Regions from separate parts of the Mus musculus genome. Here region 1 is linked to region 2. A link is a loop called in an ENCODE intact Hi-C map of the cell type or tissue named here. Cell type or tissue: left cerebral cortex. All regions are shown on one strand. Links, peaks and the distances in the headings refer to the core of each region. The heading gives the core; the rest is flanking DNA.

Evidence for each region. A loop is a pair of places that touch in the nucleus more often than their neighbours do. Peaks named below come from ENCODE experiments on the same cell type or tissue, not always from the same donor. Only the 100,000 strongest peaks of a DNase experiment are listed, where the experiment ranks them.
Region 1: a loop joins it to region 2, with 8 times the contacts of the local background. A loop is called at or near these places in 17 of 42 quality-filtered maps.

The regions. Positions count from the first base shown.
Region 1 is chr1:33,666,555-33,674,196 of GRCm38, reverse strand. It overlaps Prim2 (DNA primase, p58 subunit), which reads left to right and starts at 4,403. Exons shown (of 14, transcript NM_008922.2): 1 at 4,403-4,573; 2 at 5,177-5,339; 3 at 7,049-7,152. The coding sequence starts at 5,186. 1700001G17Rik (RIKEN cDNA 1700001G17 gene) reads right to left here and starts at 4,373. Exons shown (of 1, transcript NR_033199.2): 1 at 3,485-4,373. In left cerebral cortex, for the core only: CTCF peaks have their summits at 1,528 (motif pointing left), 3,669 and 4,359; DNase peaks (open chromatin) are centred at 1,488, 3,809 and 4,382; H3K4me3 peaks cover 1,606 bases; H3K27ac peaks cover 926 bases.
Region 2 is chr1:33,963,271-33,970,912 of GRCm38, reverse strand. Dst (dystonin) reads right to left here. Exons shown (of 103, transcript NM_001276764.1): 3 at 2,010-2,210. Among named protein-coding and RNA genes, the nearest start is that of Dst, 59 kb to the right of the region's middle. In left cerebral cortex, for the core only: CTCF peaks have their summits at 4,391 (motif pointing right) and 6,111 (motif pointing right); DNase peaks (open chromatin) are centred at 3,527, 4,381 and 6,084.

The DNA of each region.
Region 1 (7,642 bases), core at 878-5,877, 300 kb after region 2:
CGTAGTCACATGCTTATCCAGCCTTCCCCAGCCACTCAATCTAGAATTTCTAAGGCTCCTCCAAACACTATGCATACTCCTTCTCTGGTTGAATTGTTTATTGCTTGGCAGCTATTTATATTAATTCATAGGTTAGTTTGTTTATTTCGTTTCCCATTAGACCATAAAGTTCTAGAGGGTAGAGGTGTGTGGCTCTTCCGTCAGAAAACACTGCCTGGCACTTAGTAGGGCTCTCTGATGTTTCCAGAATAAAAGAAACCGTGCTTATATCTGGGAGGCCATTTCTTCCTCCCCGTAGTACCTCTTAAGGGAATGTTTCCTCTCCTGCTCTCTTGACCTTCACTGATGGAAGCCAAGGGAGAAAGAACGGGATGGTTGTTTCTAGACTTTTTCCATAGCCAAACTCTCGGAAATAGGAAATGAAGTCAGGAGGGTGGAGGGAGCAGAAGGTGGCCAAGTTTTTATGGGTCAGCCACTCTGCTGGAAAGACTTCTTTTCCTGTGACTCCATGTGAGCAGGGCTGGAAGGGCTGTGGTCACAGATGCTCTCTTGGTAAAGATCCTTAGCACATCCTCCCTTTAGGATAACATAACCCAAACTGGAAAAGAACAGGGATGCACTCTGACTTAACCAAATATGGCGACTAAACCCTCAACTGTGTAATGCACCACACAATAGTTCTGGGGCAACGACGTCAACTACGGGTGAATGCCAGCTGGGTTAGACGGTCTGCAGCTGGTATTGTCCAGCAGCGGCTCCGTGCTTGGTGCTCAGCAATGATTCATGGAAATTATGCTGCAAAAGGTGCTCTGTGCTTTATTCTGGGATAAACTGAGGAGCCGAGTCATTCCAGAAGGAATGCGTATACAGTTTTCAGATGAGTGCTCGAAGTTTCTTAGGTTAGAGTCACATTTGATTCAAACCATCTGTTTAATGTGAAGCCGAACCCAGCATCTTTCCAGGACTCATCAATCTCGTTTCATAAATAATTATTAAAGGCTCTTGGAATCCGGGAGCTGTGGTTACAGAAGTGGCACAGTCGTCCCTGCTTGTGACTGCTTATGGTTTAGCGAAAGTAAAATTGTGCTTGTGTATATATATATTTTTCCCTTTATGAAATCAGTGTCCATAGTTTGCTCAGTCTTTTTTGCCGGGGCCATTATATTAATCCATCATTGTTGATGAGATGGATGTATGAGAGCTCACTGACAGCATCTCTGAGATGTCCATATCATTGCTGGGACAGGGATGTCAACCTTCCAATTGCCTCTGGATACAGAAAACAATTTATATAGTGTGCAGTGACCTACCCTGATACTAGGAAATTACGACGCTGGCATAGCTGATAGACTCAGCCTATTTTCTTCTCTGAGATCAAATATAGGTTTTTAGGGGGATGGAAAGATGGCTCAAGCAGTCCTGAGCACTCTCTGCTCTTCCAGAGCCCTCAGGTTCCAATCCCAGCCCCCACCTGGTGAATTACAGCAGCCTGTAACTCGTCCCAGGGCATCTGATGCCCTCTTCTGGCCTCTGTTTGTCAATGCATTTAACACATAAATACTCAAAACCACCCCTACCAATATATATATACAAAAACAAAATAGATTTTTGGTATGTTGTAAAGGCAGCTATTCCATGGCATAATAAGATTTTTGTGTGGTTAAACATATTTTTTCTAGTTCTTTATGAATTAGTCATAAAATGACATTACTTATGTCATATTTTAACTTTGAAGGTAGGCGTTTAAGAGATTGTATTGAAAGGTCCAAACACCTTGGGGATAAGAATTTTCACTTCCCTGGGAAGCAAACCAAGCTCCTCAAAGGAAGCCACTGACAATGGGCCGTTGATCAGTGACAGCCCTGACTTAGGGAGGATAAGTCTCCAGCTGATTCCATTTCTGGGACACCTGGCCAGAGGAGATAACAAGGCCGCAGCCAAGCTGGTCTCTGAAACTCTTCATGGTTTCACTAAATATAATAGAACTAATATAGCAGCCAATCAGACTTGTCCTAATGGCACTGCTTTGACTCCTATCAATCACATTAGAGGTTACCTTACCCTTCTGGAAAATTCCCCTAGCCCTGCATCAAAGGGGGCTTATGAGCCCCTCAAGCCGTTGACATTTGGATGAATGGTTGACCATTCATGCCATGCTGTTTGCTGGCAGTTTCTGCAGAATAAGCACCTTTGCATGCCATTTGAGTCTAGGGTCTCTCTTTAGCAATTCTTGGACCCTAATAGTATAAAGGGGTACATGAAGAGAAATCAAAGTGGCTGTCAAAAAAAAAAAAAAAGCTTAAAATCAAATAGCCAGGGAATTCTTAACAAGCCTTAAATCATTTGAAACTACAAAATTGGCTGACTCATAGGTGCATTTTTTTAAAGAAGACAATATTTTTTAGTGGTTCATGTTTGGAAAAGTCTGTGGTAGAGGGTTATAAACATAAAAATAAATCGGGCACAGTGGCACGTGCCTTAAATCCTAGCACTGGTGAGGCAGAAGCAGCTCTTTGTCAGTTCAAGGTCAGCCAGATCTACACGTGCCATTTCAGACCAGCCTGGCTTACATAGTGAGACCTTGTTTTATAATCAGAGTGTGGAGAAAATAATGGCACCATATGGGGATCATAAGGAATGAGGGTGGGACTTCAAGGGAACGACATATGTGGCAACAGTGAGCTCTTTTATTGTGAAATATTTGCCAATTTTGCAAGGAAAAAATTTCATTGCCGACAGTAGTAATAAACATTTTCATACTTTTATGAGCTAATTGTTCAGTTCCTGTTAACATTTTCTCTAATAAACTCATACTCTTTCTGACTGAAAAATAATTCTGGGGACTTTTTTAGCTGCACAATTTAATGTTTTTTTTGTTGTTGTTTTGTTTTGTTTTGTTAGCTGCACAATTTAATGTTTTTTTTTTTTTTTTTTTGTTTTGTTTGTTTTTTTTTGTTTTTTTTCGAGACAGGGTTTCTCTGTGTAGCCCTAGCTGTCCTGGAACTCACTCAGTAGACCAGGCTGGTCTTGAACACAGAAATCCGCCTGCCTCAGCCTCTCAAGTGGTGGGATTATAGGCGTGCGCCACCACGCCCAGCTTTATGTTTTTATATATTCAGATATTTAGTTTTGTTTTCTTTTTATTCTTTGTGATTTCACTTAAATTTCCATGGTGTCCTCATTCTAATCACGGTATCTCTCCTTCTGTGCTTCAGCCCCCCCCCCCCCCCACACACACACACAAGGCAGTTAATATATTTTAGGAGTGTCTATGGATTTGGTGATGATAATTGTATATAGGCCACAGAGGAGAAGTGAGTACCCTACTGTCATACGAAAGAAATCAGGCCAGTGAGGTTGGCAGAATGGAGTCCCCTGTCAGGAATCCTTTGGAAGTCACCGTTCTTTTATGTGTAAATTGGGGCTAATTAACTAGAGTCTGTTTTGTGTGGCTTGAGAATAAAAATTGACAGATAAACAGGTTCCGTTTCAAGGGACAGCCGCCGATTTAGTCTATCTTAGGTGGGTACTTTGAGGCTTCAAAGTACTAGGATATACTATGCATTTCTAAACCCGACCACTCCCAGCCCCATCCCAGAGCTTGTGGGTGGCTTTTGTAGGGGGACACGCCGCCTCGAACACACTGTAGACCGCAGCGGCCGTCCAGGCTCTTAGGACGCCACCTAGCTGGCCTCGCTGTGGTCCCGGAGCGCTTTTTGCTAAGTCCTGCAGGTTCCTCCGCTCCCCGAAGTCTATGCTCGCTCGCGTGTTCCCTGGCGAGCATCGCGCGGGGACGAGCAAACCGACGTCATTCTTACAGCTCTTTTCTCGTCCGGAAGATGAAGGCAGCGTTGCTAACAACGAGGAGGGACAGTCCTTGTGTCGTGGGCAAAGCGGACACGGCGGCTCCTTCCCACCTCCTGGAATGACAGAGGGGAGGCCACCCCCGGTAAAGCGCCCGCAAGCTTCCGGAGCCTCAGTTACCCTGACTCTGGCTGCAGCGCGGGAATGTTTGCCGTTTGCACTGCAGCCCCAAGCCCAAAGGCGTCTCCGCGCAGAGAGGGCACCTGGGGTTCTGGAAAACAAAAACAAAAAACCCAACAAAATCTCCATCACTTGCATTCAAGATATCTTAGGGCGGGTGTTGCGGCTCAGCCTAAGCCCAGCACTTGTGGGAGGTTGAGGCAGGAGGATCGCCACCAATTCCAAGTTAGCCTGGGCTTCGGTGCGAGACATGGTCTCAAAAGAACTCACATCCGTCAACAAAACAAAAAACAAAACCAGCATCAAAAAGTCGGTCGGCGTGCAAAACGCTCCAGACGCGCACTACCTTCAGTCGCTACCGCGCCACACCGCGGTGGGCGGGGCGCCAGGGGGTGGGACCTCTGCGCATCACTTCCGCTTCCCGTTCCAAATGAACTCTCCCGCCACTGGGAGAGAGCGGCTGTCAGCGCGGGTGTTTCTTTCAGCCTGGCTGCTGGCTGGTTAAACAATCTACTGCGGCTTTATTTGGGACGGAGAGAAGCCGTGGAGTTGGAAGCTTGTGAGCTGACCTGGTGGGACCGAGTGACAGGTGGTGTCGGGTCGGAGGGAGGCTCCGGGTGGGATGGCGGGGAGGGCGGCCCGGGAAGGCGCTGGGGCCGGAAGGGAAGTTAAGGCACTTTTGACTATTCTGGAAAGGCTGGATTCCAGAGTTAGAAGTACGAGAAGTAAGCCTCTCATCTAGGTAGAATCTACTTTGCTTTACCTTGATTTCAGGAATTTAACACCCCCCTCCCCTCAAACCTCATCTTGTCTTGGGTTCGCACATGCCTGAGGGTGGCAGGCAGCAACACTTAGTGATCACTCTTTGGCTTACAAGGGCCACCGTCTACATATACCCCAGTTTGAGCCCTTCCCACATTCGCCCCTGTTATTACAGATGTGTATAGAAAATCTAGACAACACAGCAGGGTCTAGGAATAATCCCTTTAAAAAAGTCTGTGCATCCAATATTTTGTGTTTCCATAAATATTTACTCTATTGACTCAGCCTTTTTCCGTCATTTTAACATATATATTGCGTTGCCACCTAAGCACTATATATTGCAATATATACTATATAACATATATATATAATTTATATAATATATAATATAAATATATATTTATATAATTTATTTCACTGCTTTCAAAAGGTGGTCAAGATGCAGTTCTCAGGAAGGATCCGGAAGAAGCTGCGATTGGCGGGTGACCAGAGAAATGCTAGTTACCCTCACAGCCTTCAGTTTTACCTGCAGCCGCCTACTGAAAACATATCGTTGACGGAGTTTGAAAACTTGGCTTTTGACAGAGTTAAATGTAAGTGGCATTTAAAGTCCAATGTTTGTGTCCTTGAGAAGTGCAGTTATCACACGATGAATAAAGGCAGTTCCTCTTTGTTCAGCAGCCCATTCAACATCCGTTGGTGATTTGCTGTTGAAGGTTTGTCATTCACTTCTTCACTGTAGTATGCACATTGAGTACTCTGCTTCCAGGTGGCAGGGACTTTGTAATGAGTAATGCAATTAAGGTCTATGTTGAAACTGTATTTGCTATGTGGAGACAGACGTGTAGAGTTAAAATCATACATCAGATTACTTTCTGCTTTGATAGAAGTAAATATTAATGCCCCTGGAGTGTAAAAGTGAGAATAACTAGCTTAGTCTACTTAAGGAAGGTTTCCTAGAGAAGTTGGAATTTGGTCTGGTTTCTGAAGAAATGAGCAGACAGTAGGGATTTCCCAGCAGAAGCAGTGAAGGGCTTTTCCAAACTGTGATAATGGTCTCTACAAAGGCTTGCGGCTGTGAAAGAGAGCTATGCTTCCGGTGTGAGTAGTTGAGGGAGAGTGGAGACGTGTGGACATTTGAAGGCATATTATAATGCGCAGGACCGAGGTGTGAGAAGGATGCAGCCACTGAACTGGAGGCCTCTTATCCTTTGTGTGTGAGAGAAGAAATGAAGGAGCTAGCTATGAACTGAGACAAATACAAGCCCTCTTAGAGTTTATGTTCCAGAATATTCTTGCTGGAGTAATCAGGAGATGGGAAAACACTGTTCATTTTTCTTAGAGCAGCAAGATAAGAGCTGTCAACGCAGGAGAAAGCACTTATTACTGTCCAATGTAGTGAAGGCAAGAGGGGGGGAAGGGCACAGGAGGCTTAGCAGTGTCACATGTTTCCTAGTGGTTGAAACCCTTGGCTTCGTCGTGTCAGATGGAACCGCAAGGACCCCTAAACAGTGGTGGTGCTAGTGAAGGGCTTGAGAGATGCCAAGTAGGTGTCATGAAGAGTGGTTGGAGGTCAGGACTGAGGGAGCCGGTACGGCAAGAAGGCATGGGAAGTGGAGATGCATGTGGAACATGGTCGTGTTCTTAGGTGGCAGTGCAGAAGATTCATTTCTGGTGTTGAAGCATCATTCCTTGAAGGGATTTCTGTGAGGAAGGCTTGCACCTGGCATTAGGAACCTTTGAATATTCGTGACTTCTATTCAGGATGGCTCCTTCTGATGACCCGGTGCCTCTCACTGCTGGGTAGTCATCAGGAAAGGAAGGCTCTCTCTCTCTCTCTCTCTCTCTCTCTGCCTCCTCCTCCTCCTCCTCTTCCTCCTCCTTTTTATCTTATGATGTACTCAGTCAAGGTAGCTCCAGACTGCAAACCTTGTCTTCACACTGACAGGCAGGCTTTTTCACTTCTCAGCATTTGGTGGCTTGGTACATCAGGAAAGATCATCCACCATTTGTCCTTTCCCTTCCCTTCCCTTCCCTTCCCTTCCGTTCCCTTCCCTTCCCTTCCCTTCCCTTGTTGAGCATCTCTGGGATTAGAATATCATGCATTTTCTGCACATTGGTGCAGTTTATCAGTTTCCAAGCACAGTTCACGTGATGTACCTGCGGAAACAAAGTTGTTAATACTGTCAGATGTTCTAAGAAAAAATAATTAGAGAATTGCTTTCTGTAGGTTTTTATCTTTGATTTATTTATCTTTTGTCTTGGATTTAAACTTTTCTTCCTTTTAATCTTTTCCCCCTAGTGCTTAAAGCAATTGAGAACCTCGGTGTGAGCTATGTGAAAGGAACCGAACAATACCAGAGTAAATTGGAGGCCGAGATTCGAAAGCTCAAGTTTTCCTACAGAGTAAGTAACGGGAAGTCGGCGGCGGGAGAGCGCTCCCTTCAGTCTGTGTGCGTTTATATTGCTGAGTTATGGGGAGAGGCTTTTATAAAGATAAACATTCTGCTGAGCTGATTGACATGTAGTTAGATGATTGACATGTAGTTAGATGATTGACATGTAGTTAGATGATTGTAGTACAGCAGTTTCCCACCCTCAGGCCTGCTCTCCGCCTGGCCTGTTAATTCCTCATTGCAGGACTCCTGTATATTGTGCAGGTTCTTGGAGAGACCTTGCCTTCTGCGCATGGACTGACTACAGAGATCCCCTATGTATTTGTGTCACACAGGGTGAAGCAAACTGTTTTTTTCTGCGTACTTCAGGAGTGTGTGCAGTGGCTACCTGGCTTGGGTGGGGGTAGTTTAGAAGACTGACCAGGAGGAGGTCCTGAATTTCTGCAACTGCTATTTATTTATTGATTGATTGATCAGTTGATTGATTGGTTGTTTTAGAG
Region 2 (7,642 bases), core at 1,298-6,297:
TATATAAAATAAATAAATAACTGTGACTAGAAATGCCAGAAGTAGCTTGCAGAAGGCCATTCAAATAATCCTGGGTCTCTCCGGCTGATGTCATCTCAGCCCATCTCCAAGCCACAGGGAGAGTTCTTCTAGCAAGGTGTGACAGCACTGACTATATGCGAGCAGAGGTGAGAAAAAGAACAGGTCTGGACCTGTGTTGAATGGACTGGCTACAGCAGGTACTGGTGAAGGCAGACAACTAAACCCATCAAAGGACATACATCATTCAGTCCACAGGCAACATCCCATTATCAGCAGCCTGCCGATGTCAAAAGTTTGCCCAGAAATCATATGACACGAGGAGCCTCCTCCCTGCTGACTGACAATTTCCGGCCTCCCAGAAGACTCACTGGAGATGCAATCAGATGAGGGAGTGTGCATCCCCGGCTCCGAAGCATACACACCATCCTCAGATTCCCTTCTTCGAGGAAGAGATGGTGGAACTGAGGCCTGACACCTAGAGTACTGCAGTAGTCGCTGACCTGTCCCAGCCTGCACTGCTGCTCACGCTGGCTGCGTGTTTAATCTTCCTAAGGTCACCTATGCAAAACCCCACGTAAATTATCGACAGCTCTCTATGCCCCTTCCTCTCCTCCCCCTGACCACATCATCCCTGCCTAGCACTTCCTGTTGTAAACACCAATCACAGGTCTTTGTCATTAAGTAGCTCTGTTGCAAACAATTCATTAGAAATAGGACCCTTCTGCTGGCCTCGTCACTAAACCTATTTCCACATGTGACCTGCCACCCAGTGACCCCAATGGAATGCAGAGGGATTATCAAGTCACATCTTGACAGTTCCCTTAGGCTGTCAGCACAGGAAATGGCAATATGGGCTAAGCATAGCATGAGGATAAACCAGGTGAATAAGGCTAAATTCTAATGCTAAAACAATGTAACATCATGGCAGTTTCAGAAATAACATTTTTAAAGCTTTCAAATAGCATTTTTCAAGGCCCAAATCCTTATTCACAGTATTGGTTAGAAAAATCCATGTGCCAAAAGCCACCGAGATGAGGACACCAGAGCACTTAGAATAATGTGTTCAGAAAATGACTGGCTCAACCCCAGCTGAGCTCCGGCGCCCCAGGGAAAGCCGTGCTGTGAACACATGACTAGTGTCTCAGTTGCTTTTATACAGCCATGACAAAAACCGTCAGGACCAAGACAACTTGTAAAAGAAACATCTAATCTGGGGCTCGTGGCTCCAGAGGGTTAGAGTCTCTGACCATTGTAGGGAGCATAGCAGCAGGCAGGTGGCCATGACACTGAAATAGAAGCTGAGAGCTCACATCTTGAGATGACAACCACTAGGCAGAGAGAGGGGGCTGAGTGAAGTCCATTCTGAGAGGGACACCTCTTGCAACAAGGCAGCACCTCCTATGTTCCCCAAACAGTTCTACCGATGGGGGAGGGGCAAGCATTCAAATATGTGAGCCTCGAGGGGCCATTCTCACTCAAACCAGCACAGTTAGGGGGACAGAGCCTTTTGCTGTCTCACAGCTGAAAGGCCAGTTAGAAGCTCTTCCAGAGTTACCCTGAGCTGAGTCCCAGCCCTAGAGACTCCTGGGAGGGGTTCAGCCACCGTCACAGGTTCCAGCTCCAGCCCGTCTTGGATGCTTTCCCTCTCTTGATACTGACTCTATTGTTGCTGTGATGTCTTAGCACACCTCAGCCTGCCAGCCTGTTAACTCTAGCGCTCCCATCCTCATTCTAGACCACAGCTTCAAGGGCGCTAGGAATTCCCTAGGTTTTTAGATCAGTCTGAGTGACGCTGGCCTGCTCCTGCCTCTGGCAAGGACCTCCCTAAGACCTTCTTGGAAAGCACAACCCTTCCTTTATGTGAACACGCAGTCACTTTGTGGGGGAACAACAGGATGGCTCAACTATTTATCCAAACTTATTTAAGGGGATAATTTCACCGTTTGACTGTTATTCAACACTTGTACAAAAGACAGCTTTCTACTTACAGGCCTTCTGGTGGAAGCACCTTGAACAGAGTGATAGAATTCTGGCTGCACCCGGCTGTTTTTCTTGATCCTTCGCTTCCTCCCCGATGACTCTTGTTCACTCTGATGATGGACTTCCACCACAGGCTTCACTTCTTCAAGCCGGGCAGCTGCGGCCGCTGCAACTCGCCTCCTGATGTGTCGGGGGCTTGCTCGGAACCCCTGTGGCAGGAAACACACACGGGAATTCAGATTTCCACATTTTTGTATAAATATTTCCTGGAGTTAGTTAAACTGTGTGCTCCCCAAGTCCCCCCCCTAGTCAATGAAATCATCTACATTCCCATTTGTGAGTCTAAGTGGTTCAACACACATGAAAATATTTTCCGCAGGGCTGAGGGCACTTCTACATTAAAAATGACCTTAAGATCAAGAAGGTTGATGGAGGAATGAAAAAGGAAAGAGGACTCTGCTCTGCTTCTGCATTGTTCAGATGAGTTGTGAATACACCTGCCTAAACATGATACAGAGGACAGGGTGGGGCATAGAACACGAGACCAGGCAGATGGTTACTTTTAAATGCCAAGAACACAATCTAAAAATCACCTGGGAATTGAGTCTTAATGAGGAGCTGTCTAGATCTCTAGCTGTGGGCATGTATTGAGGTGTAATAGAGGTGGGAAGGTTCGCCCATAGTGGGCAGCACCATTCCCTACGTCTGAATCCTGGCGCCTCTGAAAGAGGAAAGAGATGGAGCACAAGAAACCATGCATGCATTCCTTCTCTCTCTGCTCCTGGCTGTGGGTGTAACTTGATTGCTCAAGTTAGTATCTTGACATTCTTACAACACCGGACCATGACCTGGAATTGTAAACCAAATAAGCCCTGACTCCCTTAAACTTACTTCTGTTTGTGTCCTTAATTTACTACATCAACAGAGATGATGGATGAAGAACCCCTCTGCATTCCTGAGAGCAGAATCTCTCGGGAGGGTCCGTAGGGATGCAGAGCATCATTACATCCTAACAAAGGGAAGATGCAGAGCTAAAGCAGAGGTAGCCTGGTCAAGGATGTGAGCGTGGGAGTGATGCGCCTGTGTCCAAATGCTGAGTCATTGATAAAGCCACACAGTTATTAAACATCTGTGACTTCCGCTCCCTACTCCACGTAATGTTCACATTCTATACATAAGACTTTTAGCTTCTAAACAAAGGGTATATCTAAAATGCCGAGTAGCATATCTAGAAAAAAAGCGGGTGCTTGATAAAACAGTCACGTGTTCTTTCTCTCTTGAGGTAAGGTAAGCATAGCTCTTCAGACAAAGAAACAAGTTCAAATAAGTCATAGTGTGAAAAGAATTTCAAAAGTTATCAGTGATGGTCTCAGTCCTCTTGTGGCAGAGAACAAAAAGCAGTTTAGCAGAGAACAAAAGGAGTAATTCACACTGAGTTCACAAACAACACACAAGCACCACTCTCAGTGGTAGCCAGTCTCACAGAAAGGACTGAATGGAGCTGAGAATACTCTATATTTGGCTCAGTTTAGTGGGCGGCAGGCTCTTGAAGACCGAATAGTACTTATGTTCCAGGCAAGGGACAGGACTTAGGAATGAATGAATATGTAAAATGGCAGGCACACGTATGAAGTATTTACAAGCAACGGAGATGGTATTCTATGACATGCCAGCAGGAGAGTGCAAGTCAGGCATGGATGGAAATGAAAGGGGTTCAGTAAGCAACAGATACTCTGGGGGGCCTGGGGGCTATGTGTTTGTGGCTTGTCTGGATTTTAGAAGAGACATAAAAGGCTAGAAGACTGAGGTGAGACTAACACAGGCAGCAAAGCAGCACGTTCTAAAGAAGGTCTGACTGTGGGTGCGCCCAGCTCAGAAAGACTGTGCAGGGGCTTCTCACTGAAGAGCCGGGAGGTGGGCTGGCACGTGACTGTGGAGACCCTGAACATGAACTGGAGGATGTGAAACAGAGAAGCGGACACAGAGGAGGGCCTACGTGCCACGGACAACAGAGATGAACAAGGGGGAAATGCAAGCAGATTGTCAAAACACTCTCCGGATCAGCTCTTTCTCACATCAGCCTGCTCTCACCCCACCCGTGTGAGAGTTCAGCTGGCCCTCTTCATCTCAAAATAGATCCCGAAGATCTCTGCGGCCCCCATACAGCCCAGCGGGTATTACAGCAGCTGCTGGGAAGCGGATTTAGGGACAGGGAGCTGGGGTCAACTGAAAACCATGTTTAAAGCAGAAATTGGGTCACCCAAAGGAACTGGTAGCCATGGACTTGCCTGGAGTCCAGTGTACACTCCTCTTGTCATCTGAACTAGACTCCCTAAGGACAGTTTCTGAGAATCTCAAGGACCACGATTTATTCTAACCACTAGGTGGCACTAACGATCACTGCCAACTTCTCTAGTAACGGAGCGAATCTAAGGTTTATTTGATAGAAATGGAGATTTCTCTTCTTATGAATAATAAGCAGCTGCCTTTTGCTGGGTTCCCATCATTGCTAACAGTCCTCAGTAATCTACAAATCCTAGAAACACTCAGGAGGTGAACGTGGCCCAAAACTCTCTTAAAGTCACACAGACACACACACACACACACACACACACACATTAGATTAGACCATAATTCCGCAGTCAGTCTGGAGAACAACAATCCGTCCACTCCACATCTTCTAGAATAATCAAGACTGCCCAAGAAGACACTCAATGAAGAATATGGGCTTGGTTTGCGTTTTGTTGTTTAAATTATACTTGTGTGTGTGTGTGTTCCTGCATGTGTATTTTTATGTGCATGTGTATCTGTATGTACATGCATAAGTGTGTCTATGTGTGTGTACGTGTAGGTTGTGTGTGTGGTGTGTGTGTATGTGTGCATGTGTGTCTCTGTGTGGATGTATACAAGAGTATCCATGTGTGTGTGTGTGTGGACATGTATATCTGTATGCGCATGCACAAGTGTGTCTATGTATGTGTGTTTGTATAGGGTGTGTGTGTATGGTGTTTTTGTGTGTGCATGTGTATCTATAAGTACATGTGTTTCTGTATGTACGTGCACAAGTATGTCTGTATGTGTATATGGGGTGTGTGTGTGGTGTGGTGTGTATGTGTGCATGTGTGTCTCTGTGTATATATGTACAAGTGTATCTGTGTGTGCATGTGGTGTGTGTGGGTGTGTATCCACGCCATGGTGCACCTATAGACATCAGAGAACAACTGCAGAAGCCAGCTCTCTTTCCACCATATGGGTCCGGGATTGATCTCCAGCTGTCAGATTTGGTGGCAAACACCTTTATCTCCTGTGCCATCTTGCTAGCTTGTAGAATTGCTTATTCTCTGAGTAGCAAAAGTAGAAATGCATAGGTTTTTGTTTGTTCTTTTGGTTTTTATGCAGATTTCTGTAAATTCTACTCTAAATATAATTGCTTTATTTTACAATCAAATTTTCTAAGCATCAGAGCACAGCACACATATTTTAGCCCATCTGGATCCCCGGCCTCTGTTATTTCCTAGTTGTATGCTCTTGGTTAGACACAACTATTTCCTTATCTGTAAAATGAGCATTAAAACTAATTATTGCGCAGGTTTGCAGAGGAGAATAATGGTTTCATGTATGCAAAGCCTAAATGCCTGGTACACGGCAGGGCCGAAGTGTCTGTTATGATTACTATGTATTACTGTATAAATAAAATATATTCTCGAATATACCCAGGCGTGAAAGGAAGACAAGTCACATTTCTTGCTGAAGATATGGGAGGCCTGATCCCTGGGTGAGAGTTCCTGGCCCTGGAGATTCCCAGGCATGCCATCTGCAGTGAGTCTAACCACTGTGCTCATCTGCCGGTCCTATTACTCCGCATTGGATCATGGCTGTGGATTTCCTGTGTCCATTATAATGCATTGACATTACTGTATCGCTTACTTCCTGGCTCCCAGGCCAGCAAATTTCAGGCAGTTCAGAGCTGTGATAGCCAATAATATGAAGATGAAACCATCACGGGGCGGCCTGCTCTATTTCCCTGAGTCACTGTGCAGGATCAAGAAACTCCTCCTAAACACCATAAACCATGACCTGACAAAGGGAAATTTTATTTTGAGACAGCAGGTGGTGCTGCAAGCTCTTTTTGGTGTTAGGACTCAAGAGATAAAATAGTCCTTTTCTCTCTGTCCATTTGACCTTGATACCTCGAGGTAGGCAGGGTTAGGGAATTGGAAGTGGTGACGGGTCCCCAAGAGGATGCCTGTAACTTTCACACCCTGACATTTCATCGAAAGAGCAGCTTGGGCCTTAACCTGGCCACAAAGCTAGAGGAAGAACTCGTGATCATCAATACAATTAGCTGTCCCTTCCTGACCCTAAACTTACAAAAGGCACACAGCTAAAGGAAGACAGGAGGTACAACTCCACCACAGGCTAACACAATCAGAAGGTATAATGCCCCATCAGAGGTAGGAGTGGCCAAATTGGAGTCGACAGGTGTTTGTGCGCGCGCGCACGCGCACACACACACACACACACACACACACTTGGACATTTTGTTTTAAGAGAAAGAACATGACGTTGTGTGGGTAGGGAGGTGAGGGATGAGCTGGAGGGATTGGGGGAGGGGAAGGAATAGGATCAAAGTGTATTTGTATGAAACATTAAATAAAAACAACTGTGATTGGCTCACTCCAACCTCACACACCCATCGTGGGTTTGAGGGAGGTCACAGAACATCCTCTCACTGGACAGTATAGAATACAGCTAGTTCATGAGTGTAATTTACACAAGTTACGCTGGTTGTCCTGGGCAGACTCCATGACCACTTCAATAAAGACCTCCACACGAGTCCAGGTCTTGGTTTTTCTGGTTCACCTACCTTCCCTCCCTGCCCTGTGTCCTACTCTTTCCTGAACTCCAGTTTTATTAAATTATTTCCTTCACCTTCGTACTCATGCCTGGTTCTCTAGGAAAGGTGTTTGGAGAAGGCTCCCTACCCTTCGGCCACCTCACTCAAGCAAGGCGGTGATTTCCTGCTCTTTGCTAACAACACCTGTGTCGAGGGTTTTTCTCAACTTGACACAAACCTAGACGTATGTGGGAAAAGGGGGTCTCAGTGGAGGAAGTGTCTCAATTACACGGATCTGTGGATGTGTGAGGGGAATCCTCTTGATTGCTAATTGATATGGTACAGCATATCCCTGGGCAGGTAGTCTGGGCTGATTGAGAGCAAGCTGAGGGGCAATTGGGATTGGCTGGCTTCTTGGGTGGCCAGGGCAGTGCTGGTTCAGCATGTGACAACCCACAGCTTGGGCGGAGAAGGGGCTCAGTTTCTGGATGCCTACAGGGAGGAGCTCTTTGACAAGGCTAACAAACACTGCTTTTTGCACATCCTGACCTTGTTAGAGGTACCCTATTGCACAAAACCCGGCTGGGCAGGTTGATGCTAGCTTCTGGAACTACCTTATCATGTACCAGCTTTTCCTACCAGGCTCCGAGTGGAGACATTAGCAGCCAGACTCTGGCCTGTTGTAGCCTGCTAATCTTGGGCTGGCTTACCTTGGCTTTTTGAGGTCTCTTGTTTAAGTACCCACTCCTGGTTTTTCTAGATAACTGGGCAGAGGGGGAAGGAGGGAATGTTGAAGCCAAAAAG